Regions from separate parts of the Homo sapiens genome. Here region 2 is linked to region 1. The links are chromatin loops, found by intact Hi-C in ENCODE. Cell type or tissue: IMR-90. All regions are shown on one strand.

The links. A loop is a pair of places that touch in the nucleus more often than their neighbours do. Peaks named below come from ENCODE experiments on the same cell type or tissue, not always from the same donor. Only the 100,000 strongest peaks of a DNase experiment are listed, where the experiment ranks them.
Region 2: it touches region 1 in a loop (1.9-fold over the local background); 3 of 110 quality-filtered maps call a loop at or near these places.

What each region holds. Positions count from the first base shown.
Region 1 is chr5:68,483,262-68,485,761 of GRCh38, forward strand. All of the region lies in intron 3 of LOC105379013 (a long non-coding RNA gene), which reads right to left. LOC105379012 (a long non-coding RNA gene) reads left to right here and starts at 176. Exons shown (of 4, transcript XR_948411.3): 1 at 176-477. In IMR-90, no CTCF peak of the experiment used is centred here; DNase peaks (open chromatin) are centred at 1,240 and 1,560; H3K27ac peaks cover 1,061 bases.
Region 2 is chr5:68,660,375-68,662,874 of GRCh38, forward strand. The region is part of intron 2 of LOC105379013 (a long non-coding RNA gene); the gene reads right to left. Among named protein-coding and RNA genes, the nearest start is that of LINC02198, 370 kb to the right of the region's middle. In IMR-90, a CTCF peak has its summit at 1,072 (motif pointing left); no DNase peak of the experiment used is centred here.

The sequences.
Region 1 (2,500 bases):
ATGAGTTGCTCTTTGAGGAATCTCTATTATACATAAGCTTAAGGAGATGCTCAAATACACTGGGTGCCCAATTTTCTGAACTCTTTGTGGCTGTAAAGGTGAAAACTGGAATTTGTGTTTAGCAAAGCCTCTCATGCAGTAAGAAAGTAAAAACATTCTTCTTGAGGAAACACTGGACAAATGGAAATACCTAAAGGCGGGGGCTTCAGACTGAGATGATAAACATACTGTTTGACAATAAAAGACTTGCAATAATAGGTCATTGTGTTTATTTCTGCAAAAATAATATTCGTTGCCTGATTTTTTAAACTTCCTCTAATGGAGAGAGAGACAGAAGACTAGAACGTTGGTCTCTGGGGAGTGACCACGGTTACCATAAACAGTGGTGCAGGGAGTGCCCTGCAAAATGTGCCTGCTAAGAGGACAACTGGGGAGAGAAATACAGTAACCTCCATTAGAATATGAGTTCCATGTAAGGTAAGGGTCTTGAGATCTTGGTTTCTTTCATATCCCCAATGTCTAAAACAGTACTTAATGCATAGAAATTGATCAAAAAGTGTTTATTAATTGAATGAATAAAGAAAAAAAAACCATGATCTCAGCAATATGGTATTGGAGTGGAGGATCAGGAAGAAGGCACCCAGGAGGCTACTCCTCCCAGGAAGAGGCAAGGCCACTACTAGGGTATTCACGTCTCAGATCTAGTTTTAAATTTTTCCTATCTCATAGTTAGGAGATGACCAGACATGGCCAGCGTGGAGTGGTTCAGGACGAGAGCTGGGAAGAGTGGCAGACACTGCTGGGTACTCAGCAGCCCAGCTCCCCTTTTCCTTACCAGCCATATTCATATTTTGTTTTAGATGGGAGTGCACTTTGCTATAATCCTTGCCTTCCCAGGCTTCAGAAAATGCACTGACACTCATTTCAGGTCACTGAGATATAATTAAAACTTGGCTAGGAATTTCTGGGAAAGTTTCACTTTTCTGCTTCAGGGGTTCCCCCTTGGTCCTTTGCCCCTTATTCTTTCTGCTGAGAGTAAGGACATGAGCCTGGAAAAAGGGCAGCCATTCTGTGACCATGAGGCAACAAGCATGAGGCAAAAAGTCACATGTTAAGGATAGAGGAAAAAAATGTTGATAGGACATGGAGCTCCTAAGACTTTACAGAGCCCTCGTACTGCTCATGTCCAGACTTTGAATACATGAGAAAATCACCCCTCCTCCTGTTTGGTTAAACCACAGCAGTTGAGTTTCTGTTACATGCAGCTGGACCTAATTTCTAACTGACACAATAAGCAACCACCAGGAATGTAAACTCTACTGGGATGCTTAGAAATACTTGAGCAGGATGCAGGACTTCTTGTATCCAAAACGGAGACTTGGACTAAGACTGATGGACTTCCAAGGACACAGTGGCTCCTCAGGAGGTTGGAGAACTTGGGTTACAAAGTAAAGAATTTTACAACAGTGAAGCCTTTGGAGTTACTGAAATATACTATGAAGGCAGCCTACAGATTCTAAAGTATGTGTTTTGGGAATTTCCGTTCTGACAACAGCAGAAATGACCCCTTAGTTGAACAATGCCTGAAAGAGCCATCTGTCTAGAACTGCAACAAGCTTGAGCTGCAGTTCTCATACCAGTTTGAGAACTTCACATTCTTTCTGTTGCCTAATACCACTGAGTCGAAATGACCCAATTTACTTTGAATGGTTGCTGTTAATTTGATCTCCAAATTACTGGTTGGTAATTTTAGTGTCCATGATCTGAAAGTACCCTGTGATTGTAAGGAGGAACAGTTGATATAATCACTATCATCAAAATAACAACCTCATTTCACATGCTAACACCTTGAGTTTGTTGACATTGTTGGTAACTGTGGTACACATCTATTCTGCTTTACACAATACTGGTGTGAATTAGTGTCCTGGAGAACTGTGGGCTCTTTGAAGTATATTTGGAGACTACCCTTAGCATCCATGCAGCTAGAAACAACAGAAAGGTGTTGATTGGTAGATATATTTTTAGTCAGATTACTTCAGCCCCAAACAGAAAGTGCTTAAGGCAGTAAGTACTGAGGTACATCTGATTAGGGCTCATAAACTTTATTCAGAACTACTTCTATAGCTAAGTGGCTGGTGTGACATGGTGTGTCTACATGTATGTGTGTTTTGGTGAATGCCTTTAGGTGATCCACTCTCATATTTAAAAAAATAGATTCCCACTTTTATCCTATAGGGCTTCAAAATTTACTTAAAAAATAGCTTTTTGCATTCACCACAGCTATGTGAGCTAGTTAGATGTCTTAAGCAAAATACCTCCACCCCTTTCAAATGAACAAACTAAAAGTAAGCTTTGATATGAGGCCGGTTCTCAATTATTTCTGAGAAAGGTCAACAACTTAGATATTATATTCAGATGTACAAAAGTAAACACAGATTTTCTCTTTCACATTTCATCTTGTTTGGGAGCTCTTCATTTCTAAAGACAGCAAAGAAAAGTT
Region 2 (2,500 bases), 180 kb after region 1:
GCCCTCTCCACTTGGCGTGCACACAGACACACACACACACACGGGTTCCTGAGTCCCAACAGTTCACTTCTTTTCTCAACCTGTGCTGTTTGCTTTGCTCACACTGAGCCCAACATTTGAACTGCTCTTCCCACGAAGGGCAAGGAAGTCGGGTGGATGGGTGTCACCTTCACCAGCCCCTCAAGGCAAGTCCATTTGTTGAGCTCTAAAGACGCATCTTACATTGCAGTTTCCCATGTCTGAAACTTGGGAGTTGGATTTATAACAGGACCTCCTGTGACTGCAACCACTTGGAAAGGCATGATGGGAAACTGGGCTTTCCAGTTTAGCCTTGGAGCCAAGGACAGGTGCAGGACGGCTTATTACTGTTCCAGGACAGAACTTGGGACCCAGTAGCTCCTTTGGCCCCAGCCTCTCGGTCCTGCACTGTGGTGTGGCCCTCAGCCCTCCCGATAGTGAGGACTGCACCCCCACCCTGTTCCCTTCATGCCTCAGGCCTTCCAAGTTCCGACCCTGCAATTGGATGACTCTGTCTGCCTCACCTGTTTCCATGCGTTGTATTTCCAACCAGGCTAGTAAATTAACAGTCTCCTAGGAGATCTCTTTTTCTGACTCTCTTCTTGCATTTCTACTTCCCGGATCCTGCATCGGATCCTACATGGCTCTATAGCAATCCCATAAAACCCAGCATTTAATCTTGGTCTAGTTCCTTCTATTGTCTTCAACTCCATGCTTCCACTTGAAGAGAAGCTAACGCAGCAGTAATTTTCAGCCTTGACTGTGAAAAAGAATCACCTGAGAGATTTCTGACTCAGTAATCTATGGGTAGGGCACTAGGATTTGCACTTCCAGCATGTACCTCGGGGACCGCCAGGACCTCTTTAAGAAACCCAGTAGGTAGGCAGTCTGGGCACTTCCTATCACCCTTCACCCTAACTGGGCCCTGTTAATGCTAGAGATACTCTTTCTCCTAATTACTCACAATGACTATTCAGCAGACATCCTTAGGAAACTCTAGGCCTCTAAGCCGACAATTGCTCTCACCAGAACCACTGCCCTCAGCTGGCCCAGTCAGGAACCACAGCTCTAAGACACACTCCCTGCTCTTTACCCCAATTACCTTCTTGCCCTAAAACAGATTTATCTTTGAACTGTGTATTTTTGCACTCAGAAAAATAGACATTATTATGCTGCCTGCTCACACTCTGTTTATTCACACCAATGTAATTTTTATTAAAATAATGTTTGCATATATCATTTGTAAATGTGTTTTAGATAGTAGGCATACTTTGAAATCTCTTTCCATCACCCAACTTGTAGAAAATAATTTCACTAACACCCAGCTAATCAATATTTCTTCTTCAAAAACATAATAAAATGAAATTTGGCTTGACATCTATGAAGCTGGTACAAATTAGTGAGAATTACCACCACCTGGCAGAAAAGTGGCTAATAGACATGGTGGAAGGTGTCCTGGCCATTTATAAGCAGAGTCTGGTGGAGGCGGCCACATAGAACCAAGTCCAGTGGAGGCAGATGATGGCTGGTTTGGGAGGGGTGCTGGGAGACTGTTTTCCTCCAGCCCTTGGGACACGGGCATGCTTGTCTTCACTTCTGAGGATGTCAGCAGCTGCTTTGGCCGAGAGTACAAGTGGTCTTACGTACAAAGCTTTTTTTTTTTTTTTTTTTCCCCACAGAGCCTTGAAAGAAATCAGAAGAGATTCTGAGGAGGTAGCTAAGGAATCCCAGATCACCTAAGAGTTTGGAAAGAAGAAAGAGGGCATGGCACACCCAGGGGAATGACGCCTCTGCACCCCAGCCTGGCCTCACAAGCACTGTAGTGGTTATATACGAGGCTCTGGGGGCTTTCTGCTGGAATCCTCCTCCTGCTCTGCCATGACCAGTTGTGATTCTGGGCAATTTACTTAGTCTCTGTCAGCCTTCCCCATCCACTGGAGGAGAGATAGTTTTAACTCATGTCACTGTGATAACTGCACTGATGACATCAGGTATTTGACACAAAGTAAGCATTCAATAAACATGCCTTTTTTTTGTTGTGGTAAAATAGACATAATAAAATTTATAATTTTGGCCATTTTTAAGGGTATGGTTCAGTGGCATTAAGTACATTCACATTGCTGTGCAACCATCACTACCCTCCATCTCCAGAACATTTTCATCATCTCCAACTGAAACTTTATTCTTTTTTTCAATCCATTAGCTGGATTTAGTCACGTTTATAAATTTCTTTATATGGTGTCTAACACGTTAACTATAACATCAGGAAACACAGGATCCCATTTTAGCTTTTGGATTTTATTTTTGAGCAATTTATTTGTAGGGATTGATATTACATTGCTTTTACTTTTTCTTAGAGGTCTTCCAAATAACAAGAGAAAATTTACTATTTAAAAAATAGAATAAAAGTCAATCTTGCAATTTTTGTAAATCCAAGCTATATTATGGAATCTTAGTGATTTTCTTTTTCTTATATCTTGAA